3 separate regions of the Homo sapiens genome follow, and regions 2 and 3 are each linked to region 1. The links are chromatin loops, found by intact Hi-C in ENCODE. Cell type or tissue: PC-9. All regions are shown on one strand. Links, peaks and the distances in the headings refer to the core of each region. The heading gives the core; the rest is flanking DNA. Region 1 holds the start of LOC107984940 (a long non-coding RNA gene). Region 2 has its middle 7.7 kb from the start of CSF3R. Region 3 overlaps THRAP3 (thyroid hormone receptor associated protein 3).

Region 1 (11,243 bases), core at 3,089-8,088:
CTCCGCCGACTCTATGGGTCTTAGAAGCAATTGGATGAAGATCAGGGAAGGGGAATCAAAGGTGACATTCTGGTTCTGAGTCAAGTGAGTAGGAGAATGGTGGTGGTGCCCTCAAAAGAAATGAGAAAGTCAGGGCAGCACCTGAACTGTGGAGATTAGTTTAGCTACAGACAGCAAGTTGTAGGCACTGGTGGGCATCCTGGTGGGAAGTTTCAGCAAGGTGGTGGAGATGTGAGTCTGGAGGGCAGGGGTGGGGCCAGGGTAGAGTAGAGGTTAGACTCAGGAGTCACAGGCAGAGGAGTTGGTAGACAAAAGGGTGAGGAAGGAGATGCCTAATTAGCAGGAGGTGGGTAGAGACAGGAGTAAGGTTTGGAGACAGATGGCGGGAGAGGAAGGAGTAAGAGGCATTGAGATGGGAGAGGGAAGGGAAGGGAAGCCCAGGATGGTACAGAGCCATGAAAGACCTGGAAAGGTGAGAGTTCCATGGAGGAGGGGCAGCCTTCTGACAGTGTCAGTACTGGAGAGGTCAAGGAGGATACAGCTCAACAAAAGGTTTTGCAGTTGAGATCAGGCTGTTGACTTGACAGCATATTTCCTCTGGAGAAGTAACAGAAGAAACTATATTTCCAAGAAACTCACAAGGTAATCAAAAAAGAATGGCAGCATCACTGTCTTCCTTGGTCCATTTAAAAACTGCTGAGATGTATTATCAATATCTTTATCATTAGAGAGGCAAACCCTGAGGACATCACTAACTGGGCAAAATCTCCGTCCTTGTTTGCCCTCATGACTACCAGGGTTGTTTCCCTGGTACAGCAGCTCCTGAGTGTTCCCAGGGCTGCCTATTGACTTACTCGGATGTGCAGGTCTTGGAAGAAGATGAGGAGTGTCTGCCGGATCAGCTGGAACTCCCCTGCAGAGAGACCACCATATATCTGCCAAAGGCAAGCAGAAAGCAGCACTTCACTTTCCAAGAGGGATGAGTAGTACGCACCGGCAGGGCAGATGGGTACTCAGGGATGGGAGCCAGATAGGTAAGGAGAGGACTGGGCTGCTGGGCAGGAGGGGCAGCGGGGAGACCAGCAGTGCTGCCTCTCCACGGTGACAAAGCCTGTTACCCCACACCTGAGCAGGGGTACACTTCCTGTCTCCCATTCTCCACAGACCTGGAGAGCCTGTTCCCCAAGATTTAGCAGAACATCCACCACCAAGTCCCTTTCCGAAAAGTGAGGAGAAAATGGCTATGCTCTGTATATTGCTTTTCCAATTGTGAAGGCATCAGTAAGAGGACATAAGATGATGATGCCTGTTACATTACCAAAATGGACACGGATTGCTTTTCAGAATGTTCTGGGAGAGTGGCAGGCTTTGCCATTCCTCATCCTGTTCTCTCTGTCATAGATCTACCTGTTCTTAACAGAGGGATGAGAAAAAGTACTGGGGCTGAGAGGCGAGACACTGATGGCACTCTTACTTCTGTCAGCTGCCGCAAAGTCTCGTCCACTTGCTGCAGGATGGTTGGGGAGTCTCGGATGAATCCCTTGATGGTATCCAAGTGATTGAAAGTGACCAGCAGCACATCCTTGGGTCGGGGACACAGCAATACTTGATATTTGAAAGCCATGGTCATCAGGTCATAGAGCTGCCAACCCACACACAAGCAAAAGAAATGGGATCATATCAAAATCAGGTGTGAGAATCTCCAAACAGTGATTCAGTCAAGCATTTACTGAAAACCAACTCTGGGCTTGCCATACAGCTCGGGGGACCATATCACTTATCACCCAAACCAAGACACTTCTGAGAGTCAAGGCGGGTGCTTTTAATAATTAAGCCAGGAAAACAGGAGTAAGCCAGCACATTCCTGGGCAAACCAGGATTTCTGGTCACCTGATGTGTATTGTTAATGGGATACGTCTGAAATAATATTGGCAGCAGCGGAGTCCCAAAGTGAGCACTGGATCTGGAGAAAGAAAATGCAAATTTAAGTACTCCTTTCCTCCTAACTTATTGTATAACCTTGGCCAAGTTTCTTAACCTCTTTGGGCCTGAGTTTTCTCATCTGTAAAAAAATACTCTCTAATTTCCCAATGTTGCAGAGGTGCTGAGAGCAATAAATGAGGCAATATGTGTGCAAGTGGCAAGCATAGAGTTCTACAACTTTATAAGAATCATTTTAAATGATGAACTATGTGGATATCAACAAGCCATCTCCACATAGGTGTGGTATGACCATACATGAAAGATCAGAAGGGAGGAACTGGTGGGGACCAAAGTGGTGAAGGCAGGCTTTGTGGTACAAGTGGCCTTATATAGCCCTCGAGGCAGCTGCAGGATTTAAATTGGCTGAGGGCAGAGGAAAGACATTCCAGTTGAGGGAAACAGTACATGTGAGGGCCTGGAGGCAGCAATGAGTATGTTATTTTTCTGGGAGAAAGAGGAGAATGGCCTGAGGACAGTTTGTGTTGGGGATGGCAGGTAATAAAGCTGGGTAAGTATGGCAAATGAAGATGGCAACAATAGAAACTGGGGACTGCAAGAATGGGGAGGGAGGGAGGGAGGTAGGGGTCAAGGGCTGAAAAACTAACTATTGGGTACTATGCTGACTACCTGACTGATGGGCTCACTTGTACCCCAGACCTCAGGATCACGCAATATACCCATGTAACAAACCTGTGCATGTACCTCCTGAATATAAAATAAAAGCTGAATTATTAAAAATAGAATAAAGTTTTTGGGGAGATACACAATATAATTTAGACTAGATGTAGTAGAAGTTAGGGGGTTAAAGTTTTCTGGGCTGACATGATCAAAGTGGTGACTGAACGAGATCTGGCAATGATGAGCTGTGACAGAAGGGAGAGACTAGTTAGGGGGAGTAGCTAGCACCTGGTTCCTGAAAAGATTACAATAAATATCTACTGATTGCATGAATGAAAGAAATGTTGTTGGAGCAATCCAGACTTAAGGCCTGGAAAAAAGATAGTGGGAACGGAGAAGTCAGGGAAAGGAAGATCACGCGATATTTAGAAGGAAAAGCTGTCAGTAGGTGGTGACTGCCTAGATTTGGGGGATGATGATCAGGGTTGTCCAGAAGGACTGCACCTTTTCAGCCTAGTGCGGGTGGGGAGGGATGATGCTATTGATGGAGGAAAAGACGTCTGAGGGATGTGGGAGCGGAAGAGCCAGGAGAGAAGATGGACGGTTAACTTAAGGACATGTCTGGGGCAGGATTGAAACGATAAACAACTACCATCTGAGTGTCATGCCAAGCACGTGTATATATATTACCTCATTTGATCCCATTTATTCTTCACAAGAACTCTATGAGGTAGGTATTAGCCCAGTTTAATAATGAGGAAACTTGCCTAATTTCATATTGCTGGTAAGTGCAGAATGATATTTGACCTCAAGACTATCAGATTCTAAGGCACTTGCCAGGACCCTGCTACACAATCCCATTTCTCCTACCTGCAGCCAAACATTTCCACTTAGAAGGTGGCATACAACCAGAATAGCTAGCCAGATGCAGTGGCTCACGCCTGTTATCCCAGCACTTTGGGAGGCCGAGGTGGGTGGATCACCTGAGGTCAGGAGTTCGAGACCAGCCTGGCCAACATGTTGAAACCCCATCTCTACTAAAAATACAAAAATTAGCCGGGTGTGGTGGTGCGTGCCTGTAATCTCAGCTACTCAGGAGGCTGAGACAGGAGAATTGCTTGAACCTGGGAGGCAGAGGTTGCAGTGAGCCGAGTTAGTGCCACTGCACTCTAGCCTGGGTGACAGAGTGAGACTTTGTCTCAAAAAAAAAAAAAAAAAAAAAAGAAATTAAAACAAGCCCCAGAAAACAGGAATAGCCTGGTGTGTGTGCATGGGGATTGGGAAAGTACAATACTGGAGATACAGATTTGAGACTCTGCCATCATTGTCAAACATTAAGTGCTCGTATATAGGAAACCATGCTAGAAATAAAGAATAAAAACAGGTATAAGATGAAGGAATGCCAGTTCAGAGTAATTCAGTAAATTGGGTCTCACAGCTAGTAACTGGTAGAGCTAAGGCTTAAACTCAGCTTTTTTAATTCTAAGTTCTGTGTCCTTCCTCTATGGAAATTTAAACTTCCTTTTCTTTTCTTTTCTTTTTCTTTTTTTTTTTTTTTTTTTTGACATGGGGGTCTCACTCTGTTACCCAGGCTGGAGTACAGTGGCGTGAACACAGCTCACTGAAGCCTCAACCTCCCCTGCTCAAGCTATCCTCCTGTCTCAGCCTCCTGAGTAGCTGGGACTACAGTTGTGTGCCACTGTGTGACCAGCTAGTTCTTCTAATTTTTAGTAGAGATGAGGTCTCACTATGGTTTTTTTTTTAATATGTTAAAAAATATTAGAGACGGGTTTTTGCTATGTTGCCCAGGCTGGTGTTGAACTCCCAGGCTCAAGTGATTCTTCCACCTGGGCCTCTCAAAGTGCTGGGATTACAGGTGTGAGCTACTGTGCTCAGTCTCTAAACTTTTTTAAAGGCAGAGAGAGAAGAGCAAGCAGAACTGAAAATATAATTAATATTTATTGAACAGCTATATGCCAGGCCTAGGTATGTTTCTCACTTAATTATCCTAATAATTGATGAAGTAGCATTTATTATCCTCATTTTACAGATGAGAAAATGAAGGCTCAGAGAGTTAAAGTAACTTTTTTTTTTTTGTTTTGAGACAGAGTTTTGCTCTTTTTGCCCAGGCTGGAGTGCAATGGCGCGATCTTGGCTCACTGCAACCTCTGCCTCCCGGGTTCAAGCAATTCTCCTGCCTCAGCCTCCCAAGTAGCTGGGATTACAGGCACTTGCCACCATGCCCAGCTAATTTTTTGTATTTTTAGTAGAGACGGGGTTTCACCATGTTGGCCAGGATGGTCTCGATCTCTTGACCTCGTGATCCGCCTGCCTCGGCCTCCCAAAGTCCTGGGATTACAGGCATGAGCCACCGCGCCTGGCCGAGTTAAAGTAACTTTCCAAAGGTAAGTGGCAAGAGGTAAGAGGGCCCAGTTAAAGGCAGTCTGTCTCCCTGAGTCTTCTAAGTACCAGTAATAAGTGAGTGCTGACTCTGCAAGTCTAACTCCCACCATCAGTCATCATGATTTTTAAAATTTTTCTTTCTCTCTCTCTCTATTTTTTTTTTTTTTTTTGAGATGGAGTCTTGCTCTGTCCCCCAGGCTGGAGTGCAGTGGCGTGATCTCAGCTCACTGCAAGCTCCGCCTCCCAGGTTCACGCCATTCTCCTGCCTCAGCCTCCCGAGTAGCTGGGACTACAGGCGCCCACCACCACACCGGGCTAATTTTTTTTTTTTTGTATTTTTAGTAGAGACGAGATTTCACCATGTTAGCCAGGATGGTCTCGATCTCTTGACCTCATGATCCACCCGCCTCAGCCTCCCAAAGTGCTGGGATTACAGGCGTGAGCCACCGCGCCCGGCCCTCTCTATTTTTTTAGAGACAGGGTCTTGCTATGTTGCCAAGGCTGGTCTTGAACTCCTGGGCTCAAGCGATCCTCCTGCCTTGGCCTCCCTAAGTGCTGGGATTACAGGCATACGCCATTACACCTGGTCTTTTAAAATTTTTTTGTAGAGATTTGGTCTTGCTGTGTTGCCCAAGCTGGTGTTGAACTCCTGGCCTCAATCCCAAAGCACTGATATTAGAGCTGCAAGACACTGTGCCTGGTAGTCCTCTTTCACATGGTGGGAGAAGTTGTAAAGGAATTATTATTATATTTTACATTAACTAAAGACCAAACTTTAAAGATTTCATTAGTTTCCCCCTGACATCCTATTTCTGTTCTGAAATCCCATCCAGGACACCACATTCTATTCTGCTGTCCTGTGTCCTTGGGCTCCTCTTGGCTGGACAGTTTCTCTGACTCTCCTTGACTTTGGTGACCTTGATAGTTTTGAGTACTGGTCAGGTATTTTGTAAGCATGACCAACCAACAGTATTTGTGTGATGTTTTTCTTATGGTTAGCCTGGGGTTTGGAGTTTTGGGGAGGAAGACCACAGAGGTGAAGTTCCATTTTCATCACATCATGTCAGGGTACATACTGGCAACCTGACTCATCACTGTTGATGTTACCTTGACCATCCGGTTGGGGTAGTTTATCAAGTTTCTCTACTGTAAAGCTAATTATTTCTTCCCTCCTTTCCATACTGTACTCTTTAAAGTGCAGCCCCCACCTAAGGAGGGGGAGTTACACTCTCCCTCCCTGAGGGCAGAGTATCTACATAAATCATTTGGAATTCTTCTAAACAGACTTGTCTGTCCTCTGCCATTTATTTATGTGGAATTATTATTATTATTATTATCATTATTATTCAGAGGTAGATATATTCTTGAAGGAATTATTATTTAAAAAATCACAGCATCCCAATACTTTGTTTCCCAAAGAAATAGATATGTTCACATTATGAGTAAAGACTGTTTTTGAACTTGCTCTAAAAAATATCTGGTTTCTACATTGCAGAGCTGAGATTTGTGAAGAATGAGGCAGAATTAAAGTTTTGGGGTTGAGTGCTTTTTAAAAATTGTTTATTTATTTTACTTATTTATTTTTGAGATGAAGTCCTACTCTGTCGCCCAGGCTGGGGTGTAGTGGTGTGATCTCATCTCACTGCAACCTCCGCCTCCTGGGTTCAAGTGATTCTCCTGCCTCAGCCTCCTGAGTAGCTGGGATTACAGGTGCATGCCACCACACCCAGCTAATATTTGTAATTTTAGAAGAGATGAGGTTTTACCATGTTGGCCAGACTGGTCTCGAACTCCTGACATCAAGTGATCCGCCTGTCTCGGCCTCCCAGTGCTAGGATTACAGGTGTGAGCCACCATGCCCACTCAGGGTTGAGTGCTTTTATTGTGTTAAGGCATGTATTCCTGGGGTTCATAAATATGGGCATGAAAGCCAGCACTCTTGTCTGGGTGCAGTGGCCCACACCTGTAATCCTAGCACTTTGGGAGACTGAGGCAGGAAGATCACTTGAGCCCAGGAGTTCCAGACCAGCCTCGGCAACAAAGTGAGACCCCATTTCTACAAAAATTTAAAAATTAGCCAGTGTGGCCAGGCGCGGTGGCTCATGCCAGTAATCCCAGCACTTTGGGAGGCCAAGGCGGGTGGATCACCTGAGGTTGGGAGTTTGCAACCAGCCTGACCAACATGGAGAAAACCTGTCTTTACTAAAAATACAAAATTAGCCTGGCATGGTGGCGCATGCCTGTAATCCCAGCTACTTGAGAGGCTGAGGCAGGAGAATCGCTTGAACCCGGGAGGCGGACGTTGTGGTGAGCCGAGATCACGCCATTGCACTCCAGCCTGGGCAACAAGAGCGAAACTCCATCTCAAAAAAAAAAAAAAAAAAAAAAAATTAGCCAGTGTGATGGCATGTGCCTGTAGTCCCAGCTACTTGGGAGTCTGAGGCAGGAGAATTGCTCAAGCCTGGGAGATCAAGGCCGCAGTGAGCTATGATTGTACCACTGCACTCCAGCCTGGACAACAGAGTGAGACCCCATTTCAAAAACAAAAAAACACCCAAAACAAATCAAACAAATAAAACCCAGCACTCTCTTTGGGCAGGTGGAATGTCATAAACAACAGAGGGGTTGTTGTGGATGATTTCTGAGGTCTTTCCCACTCTGAAACTCAACAACTACTAGTATTTACACATGCCTGTTTCTTGCAAGGACCATTGCATACATCATCTCATGTGACCCCAGTCTATGATCATCCACAAAAGGTACAAAAAATGCAACCAAGATGACAAAGGCAGCTGTCTGCTCACCTTATCCATGCTGGCCTGGTTCAGTTTCATAATGGAGGCATGAGCCAGGCGCTCATAGACAGTCCTCAGGGCCTTCTTGGAGTAGAGCTCTTGAGGCTTGAATAATTCCTCCATAAACTTTCTATTGAACATGGTGGAGATGATGTCATTCAGAACTGCAGAGACAAGAGAGAACACAGCTGAGCAAAGTACTGAAGCAAGCCTATCCCGAAATGCTCTTTGTGTGCAGGTACAGGAGCTGAGCGTGTACAGTACAGAATTGGGATGCTGTATGCTTGGTGAGATCAGCTCCCTGAGGGGACCACACAGGTGTCCCGGTAGAAAGCAGGGCTCTGAGAGTGCTTTATGACACCATTTCAGGGAAGACATAAATGAAGACAAGGCACTAATGTGTTGTGCTTCAGAGATTATAAACTCCTTATATAAATATTATCTCACTTGATGATAAGAGGAATATTTCTTCTTTCTTTAAAAAAGATTACTGGCTGGGTGTGGTGGCTCACGCCTATAATCCCAGCGCTTTGGGAGGCCAAGGCTGGAGGATCACTTGATGCCAGGAGTTTGAGACCAGCCTGGGCAACATAGTTAGACCCTGTCTCTACCAAAAATTGAAAGCAATTAGCTGGGTGTGGTGGCGGGCCTGGAAGCTGAGGCAGGAGGATCACTTGAGCCCAGGAATTCAATGCTGCAGTGAGCTCTGATTGTGCTACTGTACTCCAGCCTAGGCAACAGAAGGAGATCCTGTCTAAAAAAATAAAATAAAATAAAAATAAAAATTCCTATAATTTTTAAAACCAAATCTAAACATTTTTACTTAAAATTAAATATTATAAAAATGGGACCAACAATGGTAATTGACTCTTAATAATACCTCCTGAAAATAGACAAGTCTACCCACTGGTTAGAGATTAAAACACTTGTAATGTTGCTATAAGACATGTACTTTGAATAGCACCATTTTTGAATGCCTTAATTTCCACATTTGATCTATAATCTTGATACTACAGTGTAGTGCTATATCTCACACTGCTGTTCAAATGGAAAATTTCCCTCTGGTGAGAAAGAAGTGTACAAACTAAAGTGTCTATAGTTTTAGGTCTTCATTCATCTAGATATTTTGCACTACTGAAATGAAATATCACTAGTTAAGGGCCAAGAAAACCCTCAGGTATGAGAAATAGGAAGAGGTATGGTTGAACATAGATTATCCTTAATTAAACCAGTTATCCTCGCCTAAATGTGAGCATATGTGGATACTGAGAATATACACTTACAGAAATTCAAATTTGAAAGAAAACTGGGTTACTTAAAATAATTATACAAAATCACTTATTAAACATGAGTGGTTATTATTGAAATATAGAAATTCCTTCTTCTTTTGCTGAACACAAAGGACACTCCAGATGACTGCCTGTGGCCATGTCTCTTTAGAGCAGAGGCAAGGTAGAGCAGTGAAGTGATTATTTTAGGCACTCTCAACCTGTAAGTAATTGACAGAAGTACCCGGAGGGCTCAGGCCCGCATTTTAAAGCATTTCAACACATTTTATGGGGGAAGGGGGAGCTGAGGGCTGGTTGTACTTAAATCTTAAATGGAAGAGCTACAGAGAGAGGGGAGAGGGGATACATCCCCAACACACACACCCCCGGTGACACAAATGAACTGACTGTGGCTCCATACAGAAATGCTAAACTCACACTTGACCTTTAGATTTTACACTAGACTTGATCCTATTACTCAGTGAGGGAGAACCAAATCCATTACCAACACAGGATGTCCCTGACATCTGACAATTTCAAACCATCCCAGCTTGCCCTTGATGTGCCCTAACATTTCCCCACCGTGGACAGCTTGGAGAGACATAGAACTCTGTCAGGTTTGCCTCATGCCTGACCACCTCCATTGCACTGAAACAAGAAAGAACCTGCAATAAACTGGGTTTTCTAACCTTTTTCTTACCATAGCCTACATAAAATGTAGCATTTGCAAGGAAACAGGCACAATTGAAAAGCCACACATAAGTCCTCAAAAGAGAGAATATGAAGAATTTTCCACAGACTTACGTAAGCCAGGGAGGAGGAGTGCCAAAGAAGAATTCAAGTTGAAGCATCACATCAACTCTGGTTAGGTTAATGCTTACAAAGGGCTGCTATTCACCTAGGTGCTGAGTCATTTCTCTGGGGTCTTTGAGCCCTTATTAGGAGCTAGGGAAATAGCTTACACCCAGATAAATCAGTTCTGGACGAAAGAATACCCCAAGGTGATTGTTAGCTACTCGGGCAAAGTGAAAAGCAAAATGAAGTCTTTCCCCGTGGGAAGTGAAGAAGCTCTGGAGCACCATGGCTCCTGGCGCCAGCATCCAGACAGTTCACCTGCTGGGAAGAGGACGGCGGGGTCTGTCCTTGTGGGCAGAGCAGTGAGTACAAATGCCCCCAAAGAGGAAATGGCAGTTTAATGGTTGGGCCACGACACCTAGGGCTCCCTCTTCTCGTTTCACTCTTTGGAAATAAGATGGAGGCACACGTTAACATGTTTTTGTCTTACAATTTGCTTCACCCAGCCCTTGGTTGAGGCAGACCTATTAGGTACCAGACAGTGAAATAAACACCACAGGCACAAAGAGGAAGGAGATGTTATCCTGGCCCTAGAGAAGCAGCACATCATCTTTAGGTTAAACCTGAGAAATAGTTTTTTTAAAAAATTTAATTAGCGTACGGGCGCGGTGGCTCACGCCTGTAATCCCAGCACTTTGGGAGGCCGAGGCGGGCGGATCACGAAGTCAGGAGATCGAGACCATCCTGGCTAACGCTGTGAAACCCCGTCTCCACTAAAAAAAAATACAAAAAATTAGCCGGGCGTGATGGCGGGCGCCTGCAGTCCCAGCTACCGGGAGGCTGAGGCAGGAGAATGGCGTGAACCCGGGAGGCGGAGCTTGCGGTGAACCGAGATCGCGCCACTGAACTCCAGCCTGGGTAACAGAGCGAGACTCCAGCTCAAAAAAAAAAAAAAAAAAAAAAGTAATTTGTTTTTTATTTTTTTCCCTTCATCCTAACATCCCTGAAGAAATAGTTTTAATCAGACCCGCCCATTAGTCTAAGTGTTGGTTTTTGGCATGCAAATGAGTTCTGCATACTTTTCACGAGGCCGGAATATACTAGGAGCCGGATTTCAATAGGAAGAGGCTAAGGGGGGCCGGGCGCAGTGGCTCACGCCTGTAATCCCAGCAGTTTGGGAGGCCGAGGTGGGTGGATCACCTGAGGTCGGGAGTTCAAGACCAGCCTGACCAACATGGAGAAACCCCATCTCTACTAAAAATACAAAATTAGCCAGGCGTGGTGGCTCATGCCTGTAATCTCAGCTACTCAGGAGGCTGAGGCAGGAGAATTGCTTGAACCTGGGAGCGGAGGTTGTAGTGAGCTGGGATCGCTCCATTGC
Region 2 (11,243 bases), core at 139-5,138, 51 kb after region 1:
CTAATTTTTGTATTTTCAGTAGAGATTGGGTTTCACCATGTTGGCCAGGCTGGTCTTGAACTGCTGACCTCAAGTGATCCGCCCACCTCAGCCTCCCAAAGTGCTGGTTTTATAGGCGTGAACCACCGCACCTGGCCTTCTGGTCATTTTAAATTTATTTTTTATTTTTATTTTCATTCTTTTTTTTTGAGATGGAGTCTCGCTCTGCCACCCAGGCTAGAGTGCAGTGGCGCGATCTCGGCTCACTGCAACCTCTGCCTCCCAGGTTCAAGTGATTCTCCTGCCTCAGCCTTCTGAGTAGCTGGGACTACAGGCACGCACCACCACGCCCGACTAATTTTTTTGTATTTTTAGTAGAGACAGGGTTTTGCCATGTTGGCCAGGCTGGTCTCGAACTCCTAGCCTCAAGTGATCTGCCTGCCTCGGCTTCCCGAAGTGTTGGGATTACAGGCATGAGTCACCGCGCCTGGCCCCAGTCAGTTCTTAATGAAGGAGAATGGGCCTTTTGTTCATCATTCAGAGAACTTGCTCCTGGAGCAGGTGCAGGGACACAATGGTGAGACACAGTTTTAGTTCCTGCCTTTATGGAGCTCCCGTCTCAGCCTTGCCAATGGCCCTGCAATCCTTCTCCTCTCCCTGTCTTTCTTCAGAGGCCCGTCGTCACATCCTAACTCCTGAACCGGACATGCAAGTTACCCTCGCCTCCCTCTCCTGCCTCACCAGCCCCTGCTTCCTCAGATCCAGCCCGTCATGCTCCGGTCATGCCAAATTCACTAGTATTTCCCTGCCTGCCCCAGGCTCTGGAACAACCCTGTGCCTTTCTTCTGCGGAGCGCCTGTCACCTCCTGCTGGCTGAGTCCTGTTCCTGACCCAGTTCAAGCATCCAGCCTGAGCTCAGCATCCCTCTGGGCTTCCACACCTTAGTCAAGCTGAATTAGGGGCCCTTCTCCCCATTCATCCTGTAATACTGTAGTAGGCTGTTGGCCGCCTGCCTCCTCCATTATACTGTGAACTCTTTGAGGGCAGAAACTGTATTCTCACCTCTGCCTCTCTAGCCTCAGTACAGTGCCGGACACACAGAGGATACTCAATGCATATCTGTTGGGCTGCAGAACCTTGGAGATGGTGTTTACCTCTTCCAAGCCTCTGTTTCCTAATCTGTCACAGTGATAATAACTCCTCCCAGGGATTTTGTGATAATTAAATTAGCTATCAGAAATACAATGCCTAGTATGGTAACCAGCGCATAGTAGGTGTTCAATAAAGTTGCTTTCCTTTGTTCCCTTCTGCATAATTCAATATTTAGGAGGGAGATTCTACTATTCTCCTTTGTGCTCCATTCTCTGTTGAGGACCTGCACCAGGAAATGGAGCTGCAGCAGCCAGAATAAAAGTTAGATTTAAGGAAATGAAAGTTAGATTTAAGGAAGAGCTTTCTTTAGAGTGTACTGAGGTTAAGATGATGAGCTGAGGAGTCAGGCTGCTTCAATTTGCCACTTGCTGCCTGTGTGACTCCAAACAAATGTTTAATCTCTTTAAGCCTCGGTTTTGTCATCTGTAAAATGGGGCTAACAGTATTGGCTTCATAGGATTCTTGAGAGAAATCAGTGACCGTAAGGCTTGTGGAACACAGCCAGGAACACAGTAAATGCTTAATAAGTGTTTACTATGGTGCACTGAAGAGCACAAGACAGACGAGGAGTCATCCCCTCTACCCGCACCCAGTGTCGGCTTTGTGGATACTTCCTCTTCCAGCTGTCCTGCCTCCCGCCCCTCCTCCATCAGACAAGGCCTCTGTGTGTTGGAAACCCTGGGTAAGGGAGTGCTGGTGAGGGAACCCTATTCTTGGCAGCCTAGCTACTGAGCCCCGAGTTGTTTCTGTTTCTGTTACTGCCTGTGATGTGTGGGGCTTCTGGGTAGGTCAAGGAGCAGCTTGTTTCAGAGGGGCCGGGGCGGGGTCCAGGTGGGCAAGCTGGGGTGAGTGCCCGGAAGTTGAGGCTGTGGTGCTCAGCTGCCAGGGCCGGGGTTGGCTGGAATACAGCAGGCAGCTAAGATTGTGCAAACAGGTCATTGTGCAAACGCGCCCCTGTGTGTGACCTCGATTGTGCAAACAGGTGTTTACTGGAGGCTGCTCCGCTTGGACAGCCCACTTACAAAAAGCCCTTGAGCTGTTGACTTAGAAAGAAACTGGACACTCCTTCTTCCCTGAACCCACCCTGAACTTTCCGCCTCCTGGCCTTTGCTCAGGCTGTTCTCTCTGCCTCGAGTGCCCTCCCTCACCTCCACCTCAACTTGCTGAAATTCTACTCATTCTTCAAGGCTCAGAGAAAATGCCACTAAGTCTTTTTTTCTTTTTCTTTTCTTTTTTTTTTTTTTGAGACAGAGTTTCATTCTTCTTGCCCAGGCTGGAGTGCAGTGGCGCGATGTTGGCTCACTGCAACCTCCTCCTCCCAGGTTCATGCGATTCTCCTGTCTTAGCCTCCCAAGTAGCTGGGATTACAGGCGCCTGCCACCATACCTGGCTAATTTTTGTATATTTAGTAGAGAAAGGGTTTCACCATGGTGGCCAGGCTGGTCTCGAACTCCTGTCCTTAGGCAATCCGCCTGCTCGGCCTCCCAAAGTGTTGGGATTATAGGCGTGAGCCACCGCACTGGGCCACTAAGTCTTTTTTCATAAGCTTTCTCCTCATTTGTAGAGTGTGTCCTGTGGTATACCTTCAGTGTCCTGATGATGTTTTACCTTATGGCGCTTTCCAGATCTGTAACTTCAAGGATCTTTCCTTATTCATCCCTGAAAGGTTGGGAAGCTGAGGCCCAGAGAGGGAACGTGACCTGCTCATGTCCCACAGCCATTTTGAGGCTGAGCTGGGCTCTAAATAAGGCTTCTGCATTTTCTGCCACACTCACCACCACTCTTTCAGGCCCCATCCACCTCTGACCTCGGACCTTTGCTCTAACCACTTGGTTGAGGTGGGAACTGAACAGATGGGTGGGACTTGTATGGAAGAGGGGAGGTATGCTGGGCAGGGGAACAGTGAGAACAAAGACATGGAGGCTGGAATGGGTGCCATAACAGAGGTAGAAGGTGGCCCAGGCCTGGGAATGACGGTGGTGGTGGTGGTGGGGAGGGAAGGCCTGCATTCTAGACCCACAGATGATATTGATGCTGCATGACCCTGAGTAGCACCTCATAGTCCTGCCTCTCAGACCCCCAGCTCCCCTTGAAGCTCCACACACATCAAAACTAAACACGCCTCCCAGCTGAGCTCCTCCATGTTTTCTCCTAAAAACCTGCTTTTCTGTCCTGGTGAATCCAGAAACTTAAACTGGTCCTGAACACCTCCCTGCTGGTCACCCCCTACATCCAGTCTGTCGCTCCTTCCAGTGCGATTTGTCCCTTCTCTCCCACCTTATGGCCCCTGCAGGAAGCCAGTCCATCATTGTTGTCTCCTTGGATGACGTCTCGGCTTCCTCCTGGTCTCCCTGCCTTCATTCCTGGGATACACCCTTGCTATACTTAGCTGGAGTGCTTCTTCCAAATTGTGAATTCCAGTATGTCACCACCCAACAGAAAATTGGCTGGACGCTGTGGCTCATGCCTGTAATCCCAGCACTTTGGGAGGCCAAGGCAGGTGGATCACCTGAGGTCAGGAGTTCGAGACCAGCCTGGCCAACATGGTGAAACCCCATCTCTACTAAAAATACAAAAATTAGCCAGGCGTGGTGGTGGGCACCCGTAATCCCAGCTATTCGGGAGGCTGAGGCAGGAGAGTCACTTGAACCCGGGAGGTGGAGGTTGCAGTGAGCTGAGACCATGCCACTGCACTCCAGTGTGGGTGACAAAAGCAAAACTCCTTCAAAAAATAAAAAAAAAAGGCATCCATCCATTGGTTCCTCGCTGTCCATGGGCTAAATTTCTAAGTCTTCCTCATGTCCTTTGAGGCCCTTCAAAACCAGACCCTGAAGGGGTGGCCTGCCCCTCCACACCTGTGGGTGTTTCTCATCGGACTGACAAAAGAGAGAGACACAGAAACAAAGTATAGAGAAGGAAAAGTGGGCCCAGGGGACTGGTGCTCCAGAGGACCCGCGAAGGCACGGGTCTCTGAGTTCCCTCAGTATTTATTGATCATTATCTCTACCATCTCTGAGAGGGGGTTGTGGCAGGACAGTAGGGTAATAGTGGGGAGAGGGTCAGCAGGAAAACATGTGAACAAATGTCTCTGTATCATAAATAAGGTTAAGAAAAAGGTGCTGAGCTTTGATGTGCACATACATAAACATCTCAATGCATTAAAGAGCAGTATTGCCACCAGCATGTCTCACCTCCAGCCTTAAGGCGGTTTTCTCCTATCTCAGTAGATGGAACATACAATCGGGTTTTACACCGAGACATTCCATTGCCCAGGGAGGAGCAGGAGACAGATGTCTTCCTCTTATCTCAACTGCAAAGAGGCCTTCCTCTTTTACTAATCCTCCTCAGCACAGACCCTTTACAGGTGTCGGGCTGGGGGACGCTCAGGTCTTTCCCTTCCCACGAGGCCATATTTCAGACTATCACATGGGGAGAACCCTTGGACAATACCTGGCTTTCCTAGGCAGAGGTCACTGTGGCCTTCTGCAGTGTTTTGTGTCCCTGGGTACTTGAGATTAGGGAGTGGTGATGACTTTTAACAAGCATGCTGCCTTCAAGCATTTGTTTAACAAAGTGCATCCTGCATAGCCCTAAATCCATTAAACCTTGAGTCGACACAGCACATGTTTCTGTGAGCACAGGGTTGGGGGTAGGGTTACAGATTAACAGCATCTCAAGGCAGAAGAATTTTTCTTAGTACAGAACAAAATGGAGTCTGTTATGTCTACCTCTTTCTACATAGACACAGTAACAGTCTGATCTCTCTTTCTTTTCCCAACATTTTCCCCTTTTCTTTTAGACAAAAACACCATTGTCATCATGGCTTGTTCTCGATGGTCGCTGTCTCTTCGGAGCTGCTGGGTACACCTGCAGACTGGGGCCTGCCTCTGGGGAAGGATTAATATGAAATTTACAATAGTAGTACTTCCGATGGTCTTAACCCACGTGACAGGGTTAAGATTTGTGAGGCCATCAGCAACTCCCGCGATTACCTCAGTTCCTGGTACCAAATTTAAATGGGCTTTTGATGCTTCGAAAATTTGTTCTTTTAATTTGGAAATGTCTAAAGTGGGATTATCTTCTCTTCCCTGCAGATGGCGTCTAACCATGTCCCAGTGATGCTCAGACTCATTATAAACTCGGGGTGTAATACAAAAATCTGATGTATCCCAGTCACACTGTAACTGGAAACGATGTTCTAGGCTCATGAGCCTATCTCCCATCAGGATTATCCATCCATGTGACTGCCTGAATTAAGGGCGGGAAAGGCACATAGGCCCAGTAGGTATAATTAGCTGCAGCTGCTCCTGCAGGCATGGGGAGACTTACCACAGTTGATACAATCATCAAAGCTGCAAGCAGCATGTTCTCTGGAGTTTGTGTCACCTTTGTGTTCTCTAGGCTTTTTTTTTTTTAGTTAACTGTGTCAGCTTCTTTAATTGTGCCCAAGTCGGCGCCTCCACCTTCTTGGTGGATGGCAACTTCATCTGTTCTTCTGACATCACCATTCTGTTCATCTTGTGAGTTGATGGTGCTTGATTGCAGTGTCTCCGTCTCCGTGGAGGCGCTTTTCTTTGCATCTCCAATGGGTTCATTGTAGAACTTCAAATGTCTAGTGGGTATCCAAACAGGAAGCTGATTTTCTCCTGGTGAAACACAAGCAAAACCTCTCCCTTACGTTACCACCTTCCCTATTTCCCATGTCTTATTTTTGTTGTCTTTCCACCAAATCAGTTTTCCTTCATATGGGCTCTTCTTTTTAGTAAGATGTTGTTCTGCAGAAGTAGTAGTCTGATTTCTATAAATGTTTAAAAAATTTAAAGTATAGAGGGCTAGATTAAGTTGCATCTGAGGAGTGGTACACTCCTTACTGTCTTCCCCTTCTTTCTGTTTAACTAATTGAGTTTTGAGTGTTCTATTAGTTCTTTCAACTATGGCCTGTCCTTGGGAATTATAGGGAATTTCTGTTGTATTTAGGTTGCAGTGAGCTGAGACTGTGCCACTGCACTCCAGTGTGGGCGACAAAAGCGAAACTCCTTCAAAAAAAAAAAAAAAGAAAATCATCCATCCATTGGTTCCTCGCTGTCCATAGGCTAAACTTCTAAGTCTTCCTCATGTCCTCTGAGGCCCTTCAAAACCAGACCCTGAATCCTTCCTCACCCTGCAGCCTCATCTCTCTCTCTTTTTTGTCCAGGTCCTAATCCCTGGAACCTGTGAATATGTCACCTTACATGTCAAAAGAACTTTGAAAATGTGATTAAGCTTAAGGATGTTGGGATGAGGAGATTATCTTGGATTATCTGGGTAGATCCAAGAGCCTCATCTCTTGATACTCCCTTTCCCAACTCCTCTTCTTCATTTTTAAAAAAATTAATTAATTTTTTATTTTTTTTGAGACAGAGTTTCGTTCTTGTTGCCCAGGCTGGAGTGCAATGGCTCAGTCTCGGTTCACTGCAACCTCTGCTTCCTGAGTTCAAGCGATTCTCCTGCCTCAGCCTCCCGAGTAGCTGGGATTACAGGCATGTGCTACCACGCCCTGGTAGTTTTGTATTTATTTATTTATTTTTTGGAGACAGAGTCTTGCTCTGTTGCCCAGGCTGGAGTGCAGAGGTGCAATCTCGGCTCATTGCAACTTCCACCTCCCGGGTTCAAGCGATTCTCCTGCCTCAGCCTCCTAAGTAGCTGGGACTACAGGCATGTGCCACCACATCCGGCTAATTTTTTGTATTTTTAGAAGGGATGGGGCTTCACCGTGTTAGCCAGGATGGTCTCGATCTCCTGACCTCGTGATCTGCCCGCCTTGGCCTCCCAAAGTGCTGGGATTACGGGTCTGAGCTACCGCGCCTGGCCCTCTTCCTCTTCATGAACCTGACACTTCAACCATTCCAGTTACTATCATCGTCTAATCATGTGCTGCTTTTTTCATGGCTCCAGGCCTCTTCTCATAGTTTCCCTCTGCTTCAGAATGTCCTTCCCTTATTTCTATGTCTGAAGAAATCTCTTTCATCCCTCAAAATCCAGCTGGCATGTCACCTCTTCTGTGAAGGCTTCCCAGATTTCCCAGGCTGCATTAGGCGTTGCTCCGAGATGCTCTGTGAAGCCTGGGATGGATCCGTTACCTCAGTACCCAACATGAGGTCTGGCATGGAGGAGGTGTCCATGAAAGGTTGCTGTACAGTTTGGATGTTGGACCTGGATTTTCAGGCCTTGGGGCCCCTGTGGCCATCCAGTTACCTACTGAGAGATCTGGAGGTCTCTTCCAACATGTGGCAGCCAGCACTGCATTCTCCTGCTTCCCTGGTGCTCAGCTGAGCAGGATTTCCTTCCTTTGATTGGTGCCCCAAAATGAGAAATGAATTAATTAGGACGTCGTTGATACCGAATACTGGTGGGCAAAACACCCCAGCCTCTCTCCCCAGGCTGCAGAGAGGCTGGGATGGCTGCCCAGATGCTCTCCCGGGGCCTGCCTCTGGGGAAGGAAGCAGAATTCTAGCTTTGAGTGGGCAGAAGAGAAGACTTCCCCTCCCTCTTATCCCCTGCTTGTGGTCTTCTGGTCAGGAGGGCCTTATCTCTGCTCTCCGGGCCTGGCCTGCCGTGGTATGGCTGGGGAGGGGCATGGTCCTGGTGGTCGGGGTGATGCGGAATCAGAGACTGAAGGGAGATGAAGCTCGTATGCTTATCTTGGCTCAGAGGAAACCTATTCCCTCTACAACCCTGTGGCAGGAGGATGGGGATGGGTGCGGGAAAGAGTCCCTAGGCCAGGCCAGTTACTGCCCTATTAGTGGGCTTCCTTGGGTGAGGGAGCTGGACCCATCTTTCTGGGGTCTGAGGCCCCCTTTCCCATCGGGCAGCTGGTTTATGTCCCCACAGCACTGGGGTGGGCAGGTGGAAGGGAGAAGACAGGGCCATTTTTCCTAAAATTCTTGCCAGGAAGAGTGGCCAAGAGAAGTCAAATGACCTGTGTAAGGACAGAGAGAGGCAAAGGCAGGTTCAGAGATTCTGGGATCAGAGCCTAAGGCCAGCATTCTCCCCTGCTTCCTGGGGAGTCTGACCTGGATCCTGAGAAGGAAGAGGAGTTTCCAGAGGTAGCCAGTCTGCTCCTTTGGTCCCATGTCCTCTGCCATTGCAGCCTGGAACCAGGGGACACAGATGGGGGCTCCTGCCCATAGATAAGCCTCTAGGTTGGGGGGCACAAGGGAGTAGAGGGATGGTGGCTTTTGCAGCCTCCTTGTGGTTATACTGTTCTTATGAGTGGTCTAGACTGCTGAGGTGAGGCTGGATGTGTTATCTCTATCACATCTCTGACCTCCCAGGCTATTCTATGTTTCCTGGAATGTCCAGTTTATTCAATTCATGCACTTATTTATTTACCCACTCCCGTGCCCCATGAGCTCTTCTTTCTATTCACCCTCTCACTCACCCATTTATTCACCCATCTACTTACCCATTCATTCATCTATGCACCTACCCATCCATCCATCCGTCCGTCTGTCTGTCCATCTGTCTGTCCATCCATCTGTCCGTCCGTCCGTCCATCCATCCTTCCATCCAACCATCTAACTATCAACTCAGTCATCCATCCATCATCTACGCATCCATCTGTCCATCCGTATATCTATCCACCCTACCATCCATCCATTCACCCACTAATTCATCCATTTATTATCCATGCATCCATCTGTCCATAAGTCTATCCGTCCACCCACCACTTATCCATCCATCCATTTACCCATCATACTCATCCATTCATTCATCCAGCCACCACCCATGCACTCACCTATCCACCCATTCAGTCATTAATCCAGTAAAAAATTTTGAGCACCTACTACCAATCAGGCCCTGCACTTGGACCTTAGGGTAGTGTGTAAATAAAACCCCAGGCTGTAATGGTCTGTGGCAAGCAAACTTTCTCACAGGACCTCTGAATGCCTGCCATCCCTAAGGATACCACACTATCACCCTGCAGCCCTTATGAATGGAGGCAGCTCCTTCTCCCAAACTCCAGGAACCAGAAATGACAGGATCCAGAAATGTGGTTGGATTTCCTCTTGATTCCAGATGTGTTACATGCAGATGTGACTCCAGTATCCTCATTTAAGGCTCTTGCTCTATGAAGCTGCACCACCTTCTACGACTCCCCATCACCCTCCTGCTGGCCTCCAGTTACTTGGCTTCTGTCTTTTTTTTTTCAGATGGAGTTTTGCTCTTGTCACCAAGGCTGGAGTGCAGTGGCACGATCTCATCTCACTGCTACCTCCGCCTCCCGGGCTCAAGTGATTCTCCTGCCTCAGCCTCCCGAGTAGCTGGGATTACAGGTGCCTGCCACCATGCCTGGCTAATTTTTGTATTTTTGGTAGAGATGGGGTTTCACCATGTTGGCCAGGCTGGTCTCAAACTCCTTACCTCAGGTGATCCACCCGTCTCGGCCTCCCAGAGGGCTAGGATTACAGGCGTGAGCCATGGCACCCGGTTGGCTTCTGTCTCTTGACATGAGTAGCCCCTCACAGTCTTTCTCTCTACTCCCATCCTGCCACCATCTGGGGGAACTTTACTGGCCACAAGTGTGCTGTGCTGACCCACTGGTTTTCAATTCCTTGACTGGGTTATCTCTAAGGGCTTTTCCATTTTAGACACCCAATATCTTGTTTACATCATGGACCTTGCCATCACCTGGATCTGCTCAACCTCTAGAACCTTCCACTCCAACACCTCCTCTTTGTCCATGGGCCTCCCTCCGTCCATCTCTCACCCCCTCACCCCCACAGCTCCTGCTCTCTAAACTCGGAGAGGCCTCCAGGCTCTGCTCCCTCTATTTCCTCATCTATCACCTCCTCCTCACTTCCCTTCCTTTCTCTCCCCCTCGGGATCCCGGCATTAATTCACTGAAGATTCTCTTACCTGTGCTCCAGGATTTGTGCAGTCCTGTCCATCCATCTCCCCGCCCAGCAGAGCTTCACGGGTTGGATTATTTCTTTTTGGACTGGGTCTCATCCTGTCACCTAGGCTGGGGTGCAGTGGCACAAACATGGTTCCTTGTAGCTTCGACCTCCCTGGCTCAAGTGATCCTCCCACCTCAGACTCCTGAGTAGCTGGGACCTCAGGCACACACCACCAAGCTTGGCTAAATTAAAAAAATTTTTTTTTGGAGAGATGGGGTCTGGCCATGTTCCCCAGGCTGGTCTTAAACTCCTGGACTCAAGCAATCCTCCTACCTTGGCCTCCCAAAGTGCTGGGATTACAGGTGTGAACCATCTTGCCTGGCCTGGATTGGATTCTTAAGGTAAACTTTTTATTGACAAATGATGTATATACACCATTGTAAAATTCTAATTGCAATTTTTAACCTTACCATAAGTGTATATAACTATATACACATATGATTTTAAGTGCTTAATTTTGACATAACTGAGGTTTATATAAAATTTGCAAGGGCTGGGTGCAGTGGCTCATGCCTGTAATCCCAGCACTTTGGGAGGCTGAGGCGGGTGGATCACGAGGTCAGGAGATTGAGACCATCCTGGCTAACATGGTGAAACCCTGTCTCTACCAAAAAATATAAAAAATTAGCCAGGCATGGTGGTGGGCGCCTGTAGTCCCAGCTACTCGGGAGGCTGAGGCAGGAGAATGGCGTGAACCCAGGAGGCGGAGCTTGCAGTGAGCTGAGATCGTGCCACTGCACTCCAGCCTGGGCGACAGAGCAAGACTCCGTCTCAACAACAACAACAAAAAAATTGCAAGACTAGTGGGAGAAAACTCCTGTATACCCCTCACCCAAATCCTTAAAATGTTACCAACATTGCATCAAATTTGCTTTCTCTCTTTCTGTGTGTGTGTATACACGCGTTCACAGGTATACACTGTGAACTGTTTTTTTCTGAACTGTTTGAGAGTAAGTTGTATGTGTGATCTTCCTTTACTCCAAGTTCTTCCATTGCGTGTTTCCTAAAAAACAAGGACATCATCTTACATATGACCACAGTACAGAAGTTACCACTGCTACAATATTACTAGCTGATCTACGGATTTTATTCAGATTTCAGATCTTATTCAGATTGTCCTAGATATAGATTTTAAAATGTATTATGTAACATTTGATATGTAAGAATGCTTGA
Region 3 (8,121 bases), core at 1-5,000, 180 kb before region 1:
CGCAGCAGCGAGCATGTATCATTGCAGTTTGTGGTATTTTGAAACATAATTATGCTCCTATTTTATGCTCTAAACACTCCAGTGGCTGCCCTCATTACCCAGAGGAAAACCAAAGTCCTTACTTTGATTGCAAGGCCCTGTCCATTCAGCTGTGTTTCTGACCTGATCTACCAACAGCTCATTGGTAACCGTTTGCATTGCAGACATTCTTTTTTTTTGAGACAAGAGTTTCGCTATTGTTGTCCAGGCTGGAGTGCAGTGGTGCGATCTCGGCTCACCACAACCTCTGCCTCCCAGGTTCAAGTGATTCTCCTGCCTCAGCCTCCTGAGTAGCTGGGATTACAGGCACCAGCCACCTCGCCAGGCTAATTTTTTGTGTTTTTAGTAAAGACGGGGTTTCTCCATGTTGGTCAGGCTGGTCTTGAACTCCCGACCTCAGGTGATCTGCCCGCCTCGGCCTCCCAAAGTGGTGGGATTACAGGTGTGAGCCACCGCGCTTGGCCAACATTGCAGACATTCTTATTTTTGTCTCTTCCTCAGACAGTCAGGCATGTTTCCTCCCCAGGGTCTTTGCATTTGCTGTTTCCTCAGATAAGGCCCAGTATACTCTTTTTCTTCCGTCTCTGCTCAGCTGTCTCATGAGAGAGGCCTTCCCTTAATGCGTGATATAAAATTGTATAACTTTTACTCCTCCAGGTGCCCTCATCTGCTCACTAGAATGTCAGTTCCAGGCATGAAGGGACTTTTAAATTATTGAACCTCCAGTGTTTAGAATAGTGCCTGGCATGTAGTCAGTACTTAATAAATTATTTGTTGAATAAGTGGACAATTAGTAATGTGTAGAAGGGAAGAGGGTCTATTGTGGAGTCTCCTTGCTAATACACTGCTGTTTGGCCAAAGGAGGTTCAGGAGATAGAGGCTGACAAGTATGCCTGTGGCTGGCCAGATGACATGCAGGACAGGCTAGGCAGGAGGAGGGCAACTGTGGTGGCAGGGGGTGACTCAGGGTTTCAGGTGTCTCTTCGCTGTCACAGAGTAACTAAAGGCCAGAGCCTCAGATTTGCTTATTCACTCATCGCAACAATGGGGAATTGAAGACTTGTTGGAATGATAAAATTCTTGCCAATATCCAAGAAGAGGTTAATTAATAGGAAATATGATGGAGTAATAAAATGGGAGATTTATGTGTGTGTACTTTTGCCATCTGGTTAGAATTAGAGGGAAAGATGGATGTATTGGAATAGATTGTGTTTTTTTGTTGTTTTGAGACAGAGTCTCGCTCTGTCACCCACGCTGGAGTGCAATGGCACGATCTCGGCACACTGCAACCTCTGCTTCCCGAGTTCAAGGGATTCTCCTGCCTCAGCCTCCCGAATAGCTGGGATTACAGCCATGTGCCACCATGCCCGGCTACTTTTTGTATTTTTAGTAGAGACATGGTTTCACCATGTTGTCCAGGCTGGTCTTGAACTCTGGACCTCGTGATCCGCCCGCCTCGGCCTCCCAAAGTGCTGGGATTACAGGCATGAGCCACCACGCCCGGCTTGGAATAGGTTGTTTTTTAAATTCAACATGTTACAGCATAAGAGCAGTTTGCAGTCCTGTAGCAGACATGGGATTTCCCTCACTAGCTAGGCAGAGCTGACTGATGTGAGCCCTCTGTGCCTCTGGAGTGAGGAATCAGGGGAAGAAGTTTTGGCTGATGTAACCTAGGCTGAATTAGAAGAATACATAGCGAGAAGACATGAAAAAGTATTTTGAGTGAGTTTTTTAAAGTGCTATATTTGTACTTACATTAATAAAGAAACACATACCGACATTGTTATTTGGTAAAGGATCTGAATACTAAGCCTCATCTGGATAAAACAGTATTATCCTGTTAGTAATTTTTTTTTTTCTTGAGGCGAAGTCTCACTCTGTCCCCCAGGCTGGAGTACAGTGGCGCGATCTCGGCTCACCGCAAGCTCCACCTCCTGGGTTCACGCCACTCTCCCACCTCAGCCTCCTGAGTAGCTGAGACTACAGGTGCCTGCTGCCACGCCTGGCTAATTTTGTTTTTGTATTTTTACTAGAGACGGGATTCCACCATATTAGCCAGGATGATCTCGATCTCCTGACCTCGTGATCCGCCCGCCTTGGCCTCCCAAAGTGCTGGGATTATAGGCGTGAGCCACTGCCCCTGTAATAAGAATAACAACAAAGTTTTGATAAGGCAGGAGTGAGGACATCTAATTACCTACATGAGCTTGCTGGTCTTGGAACTTGTTTTTCCTGTTTGTTTTGGAAAACGCTGGACATAGCTTTGATGTATGACCATGTTCATAGATCTGGGAATAGACAACTGGAGCAGAAGGGAATTTTTGTGCTTTTATGGGTAGGTACGGAGAGTTACTTTACCTTGAAATGCATTTGTTAAATTCATTTTAATATACTTCTGTTCATTGCTTTCTTATTTTAAACATCTGATTTTTGTCAGGTTCACCAGGTTGAGTTTTGTGGAGCTTGTGAATTAGTCTTGCATAATGAAAACCTTAGCACCTGAAATATTGCCAGTGAAAGTATCAGGTTACAGTAAGGAAGGCTTTTGCTTTCCATACTGTAGGAGGTTAGATGAATGAAAACCTGTCAGACAGAGGCAGACCATCTCATACTTTGAGAGAAAAGCTTGGGTCCTTTTGGAGTAAAGCTGAGGGCTAAAGTAGGGTTTGTGTTTATAGATTTTGAGCATCAGTAACAGAATCTGCATTTGGGTAGCCATTTTATCACTACTTATTTTCTCTCATTTCAGAAGTGTATGCTGACTTGTAAAGTGAAGAAGCCAGTGGTGCTGCGGGTGTTCTTTTGGGGTAGTGTCTGGGATCCAGTACGAGTTGAATCATTGTTCAAATAAGGTAAAAGCATGGTGGTAAAAGAAACTAATAACTTCACTAATTTGTAAAACCAATCTTACGTTAAGAATTGATTATTTCGAGACCAGCCTATGCAACATGGTGAGATCCTGTCTCTACAAAAAATAAAAAAATTTAACCAGGCCTGGTGATACACATCTGTGGTCCCAGCTACTTGGGAGGCTGAGGCAGAAGGATAGCTTGAGCTCAGTAGTTGGAGACTGCAGTGAACCATGTTCATGCCACTGCACTCCAGCCTGGGTGACAGCAAGACCCTGTCTCAAAAAAAAAAAAAAGAAAAGAAAAAGAATTGATTATCCAGATGATTCGTTAATGGAAGTTCTGGGTTCTTATGAAACAGTATTCGTTTGAAAAAGGCTGTCGGTAAACTTGACATCTGTAATCATTAATATTTTGGGAAGCAGTCCCTTTTCATGCTTATGTTACTTGGATATATACTTGTTTTAATTAAAATTGGGGGCCAGGCGTGGTGGCTCCTGACTGTAATCCCAGCACTTTGGGAGGCCAAGGCAGGTGATCACTTGAGGTCAAGAGTTCGAGACCAGCCTGGCCAACATAGTGAAACCCCGTCTCTACTAAAAATACAAAAATTAGCCAGGCATGGTGGCAGGCACCTGTAATCCCAGCTACTTGGGAGGCTGAGGCAGGAGAATCACTTCAATGCAGAAGGTAGAGGTTACAGTGAGCCGAGATCTTGCCACTGCCCTCCAGCCTGGGCAACAGAGCAAGACCTTGTCTCAGAAAAACAAAAACAAACAAAAGCTGTATATATTTGCAAAAACACTATAGTAGACATACCAGACCATCAGCTCCCTAGGGCTCTTTATGAAAAACAGCAGTCCTTCCCCACTCCCCTTCCCAGCCCCTTAGAAGCAGTCATTTTCAACTCTCCAGTTCCTTTTGGTATATCTCTCTAAATAATAAGCCTCTTTTGCTTTACAGTGTTTGTTATTATTTATTAACTTCACTCCTTAAATAGTGGTCGTTTTTGGTAGGCTTACCTGACCACCTCACATGCCAACATTAATTGTCACTCTGGGGCCAGGCACCTGGCTCACGCCTGTAATCTCAGCACTTTGGGAGGCCGAGGCGGGCGGATCACAAGGTCAGGAGATCGAGACCATCCTGGCTAACACGGTGAAACCCCATCTCTACTAAAAATACAAAAAATTAGCCGGGCGTGGTGGTGGGCGCCTGTAGTCCCAGCTACTCTGGAGGCTGAGGCAGGAGAATGGTGTGAACCCAGGAGGCGGAGCTTGCAGTGAGCTGAGATCGCACCACTGCACTCTAGCCTGGGCTACAGAGCAAGACTACGTCTCAAAAAAAAAAAAAAAAAAGGCACTCTGGTTATAATATAATTTTAGTCATGGCAGTATCATGGTTTACAACATTATTATGATTACGTAGCGCTTATTCACAGCCCAGTCATTTTACATGTTGTGTTTACTTTTCCTTTTTTGTACAACTATTTGTTTTCTGTTTTTAATAATCTTTTTGTCTATTTTGCTTAGTTTCTATGTCTTTATCAGTAATTTCTCCCTAAACTCTAACCATAAGTGTAAATCTTCCACAATACATTTAAGCATTTTGGCTATATTATAAATTTTATCTTGGGCTAAGCGCAGTAGCTCACACCTGTAAGCGAAGCACTTTGGGAGGCCGAGGAGGGCAGATCACTTGAGGCCAGGAGTTCGAGACCAGCTGGCCAACATGGTAAAACCCCATCTCTACTAAAAATACAAAAATTAGGCCGGGTGCGGTGGCTCACGCCTGTAATCCCAGCACTTTGGGAGGCCAAGGCGGGCAGATCACGAGGTCAGGAGATCGAGACCATCCTGGCTAACACGGTGAAACCCCATCTCTACTAAAAATACAAAAAAACTAGCCAGGCACGGTGGTGGGCGCCTGTAGTCCCAGCTACTCGGGAGACTGAGGCAGGAGAATGGCGTGAACCCGGGAGGCGGAGCTTGCAGTGAGCTGAGATCGCGCCATTGCAATCCAGGCTGGGCGACAGAGCGAGACTCCATCTCAAAAAAAGTAAAAATAAAATAAAAAATTAGAGCCATTTCTGTAAGCAGTTCATATGCTATTCCAAAAGGAAATCCCAGAGAGACGAACTACACTGATCACATGTATCTGGACTAAGTTCTGGTTGAGTGTGTGGATCTACCTGAGGTGGAGTTGGTGTCTCTAGATAGCTTCGAGTAGTATTTTAAATAATTTTAAGTGGAAGCAACCGGTCGGGTTCTCCTTGATTTCTTTTGTAAACTTAGATGATTAGTATGATCCAAAATGGTAGTAGATCTTTAAATCATTTTTGGTCTCTTACGTAGAGTTGTGTTTGTATTTAAGACATCTCCGCTGCTCCCCCAAACTCATGTGGAGAGTTACTGCAACAGGAAAGGCTTAGTGGGTAGAGACTAGAAATGGCAAGTATAAATGACAAATCTAAAAGTGACTGGACAGTACTAGATTGGGTTCTCAATTTGAAGATATAATCATCGTTGTTCTCAAGGACAGTGCTGCTCAAAAGAAGAATGTGAGCCACATGTCATTTAATACATTTTAGTAGTCACATTTAAAAAAACAGATGAAATAAATTTGAACGATATGTTTTATATAATTCAATATATCCAGTACATTCTTATTTCAACATATAAGTGATATAAAGAATGGTGAGATATTTTACTTTCTGTTTATACCAAGCCTTAGAAATCCCATGTTTATTTTATACCTGTAGCTCATCTCAGTTCAGATCAGCCACATTTCACGTGCTGAGTCTACATATGTATTGGATGGTACAGTTCTAAGAGTTCATACTTCTGAAGGAACAGATAAACTAGTATGATTAAGTTAATGAATGATGGCCTGCCACATTCCAAACATAATACAAAACAGTGATATAGTAATATAAAACAAAATAAATCTAACACACACGTTTTTTTCCTCCTCTAAACCTCCATGTGATCATCTTTGGGAAGATGATTTGATCTTAAAAAGACCATTGTCTGTAAAAGCTGTCAAACAGCTTATTTCTCCTACTGTAGTTCTATCCAGGCTTTATGTAGAACTCTTTGTAAACAGTGGATGTCTGTATATCAGTATGGGGGTGATCTGCAAAGAATGTCCATGGCCCACTGGCTCTGAATCCCATTCTCAGTTTCTTCAATTAGAATCTTGATGGATGGATATTTTTTTAAAGTTCTGTAGGTGATTACAGTATTTATCAGTGTTTAGCCCAAGGCTTTAATAGTAATGCTTCTATTTTATTTTATTTTATTTTATTTATTTATTATTATTATTTTTTTTGAGATGAAGTCTTGCTCTGTCTCCCAGGCTGGAGTGCAGTGGCGCGATCTCGGCTCACTACAAGTCCACCTCCCGGGGTCACGCCATTCTCCTGCCTCAGCCTGCCAAGTAGCTGGGACTACAGGCGCCCGCCACCAGGGCCGGCTAATTTTTTTTTTTTTTTTTTTTTTTTGTATTTTCAGTAGAGATGGGGTTTCACTGTGTTAGCCAGGATGGTCTCTATCTCCTGACCTCGTGATCTGCCCACCTTGGCCTCCCAAAGTGTTGGGATTACAGGCGTGAGCCACTGCACCCGGCCTATTTTATTTATTTTTTGGAGGCTCTGTCGCCAAGGCTGGAGTGCAGTGGCTTGATCACGGCTCACTGCAACCTTGACCTCCCAGGCTCAGGTGATCCTCCTGCTTCGGCCTCCTGAGTAGCTGAGACTATAGGCACAAGCCACCATGCCCAGTTAATTTTTGTATTTCTTGTAGAGATGAGGTCTTACTATGTTGCCCAGGCTGGTCTCAAACTCTTGGGCTCAAGTGATCCACCCGCCTTGGCCTCTCAAAGTGCTAGGATTTCAGGGGTGAGCTACTGCACCTGGACAATAATTCCATTTTTAAAAATAGTTAAGTGTCATGATTGGCTGCTTAATTTAGCTTAGAAAAGATTTATCATAATGAGAGCTGGAAGGAAACCACAGGTCGTTAGTTAATATAGATTATAGTGTCTTTATTAAGTTAGGAAAGCTGAGAATTTCTCTTAAGAATTGAGAAGAAAATATTCCCCAATGGTAACATACTCATTTAAAATGGGGGCTAAAATTACTGTTACTGTCCCTGAGAGACATAGGAGAGGAGCCTCTGGGGTGAATTGAATATTTTTTTTAAGCCGCCAGCTGTGCTATTCATTTTGTTTCCCCAATGATTAATTGCATAGATGATCCTGAGCTTAATAGACACGCATTGACTGAATTCTCAGAGGAGTATCTCAAGTTGCTTACACTGGGGATGTTTTGATGAAAAAGTTCTAAGTGAACTTTTAGCTTGCTGTTGATTTTCCCTGCTAACATCCAGCATCGAAGAGATTTGTCTTCCAAAGGTGAATGTGACCTTTTGACTTAGGTCTTTCTTGATAATACGACCTTTCCTTCTAGCACACCTCTTCAGTGTGACACATGCTAATTTAGCCAGGAAAGATATAAAATGCTTTATTGCTGTGTAGGAAGATACCTGATCACTTATTACTTGTAGGCAGATTTGGTTTTTGTTTGTTTGTTTTTTTGAGACGGAGTCTCGCTCTGTCGCCCAGGCTGGAGTGCAGTGGCGCAGTCTCAGCTCATTGCAAGCTCTGCCTCCCAGGTTCACGCCATTCTCCTTCTTGTAGGCAGGTTTTAATAAATAGCAAGAAAATAGAATCAGTTATGAAATCTGTTTACTCCCAGGGAAGTTCCTAAATCTCTCCCTCCAACCACTCTGGTTCTGTGGCTAAACATAGTTTAAGGTGTTTACTCACTTGTGTGTCAGGCACTGTGTATGTGCTTCCTTAATTCTCCTGGCAGTCCTGTAAGGTGTAGGTCACATTTGGAAGATGGAGAGAGTTAAGTATTTTGTCCAGGAATGGGTGGCAGAGCCAAGATTGAACCCAGTTCGTTTTTGCTACCAAAGCCTCTACTTACTGCCGAACCTGGCCCAGTATTACAAAGTGACTTGTCCATTTAGGACTGAGCATTTTAGAATGATAATTTGCTTTAGTGTATTTCCTCACCTAACACCCACCTTAGTGCCCCTCTTGAAGTAACACTGTATTATGGACATATGGACAGCCCAGAATGGAACGTGGATTCTAGTCTCAGTTGCTTATTGTGTGTTGAGATTATGCGCAGATTTGCTAGTTATCTATCTCTTTTGGTCTTAACTGT

The links. Peaks named below come from ENCODE experiments on the same cell type or tissue, not always from the same donor. Only the 100,000 strongest peaks of a DNase experiment are listed, where the experiment ranks them.
Region 2: a loop joins it to region 1, with 4 times the contacts of the local background. A loop is called at or near these places in 1 of 110 quality-filtered maps.
Region 3: a loop joins it to region 1, with 18 times the contacts of the local background. A loop is called at or near these places in 1 of 110 quality-filtered maps.

What each region holds. Positions count from the first base shown.
Region 1 is chr1:36,430,948-36,442,190 of GRCh38, forward strand. OSCP1 (organic solute carrier partner 1) reads right to left here. Exons shown (of 10, transcript NM_145047.5): 2 at 7,809-7,963; 3 at 1,475-1,642; 4 at 855-935. It overlaps LOC107984940 (a long non-coding RNA gene), which reads left to right and starts at 4,918. Exons shown (of 3, transcript XR_001737976.2): 1 at 4,918-5,006. In PC-9, for the core only: no CTCF peak of the experiment used is centred there; a DNase peak (open chromatin) is centred at 6,154; H3K27ac peaks cover 3,313 bases.
Region 2 is chr1:36,485,024-36,496,266 of GRCh38, forward strand. No RefSeq gene overlaps it. Among named protein-coding and RNA genes, the nearest start is that of CSF3R, 7.7 kb to the left of the region's middle. RefSeq lists a silencer at 7,605-7,899. In PC-9, for the core only: no CTCF peak of the experiment used is centred there; DNase peaks (open chromatin) are centred at 1,758 and 2,098; H3K4me3 peaks cover 655 bases; H3K27ac peaks cover 2,415 bases.
Region 3 is chr1:36,256,594-36,264,714 of GRCh38, forward strand. It overlaps THRAP3 (thyroid hormone receptor associated protein 3), which reads left to right. Exons shown (of 12, transcript NM_005119.4): 2 at 2,789-2,891. Among named protein-coding and RNA genes, the nearest start is that of THRAP3, 36 kb to the left of the region's middle. RefSeq lists silencers at 1,017-1,076, 4,106-4,262. In PC-9, for the core only: no CTCF peak of the experiment used is centred there; DNase peaks (open chromatin) are centred at 988 and 2,268; H3K4me3 peaks cover 2,434 bases; H3K27ac peaks cover 3,956 bases.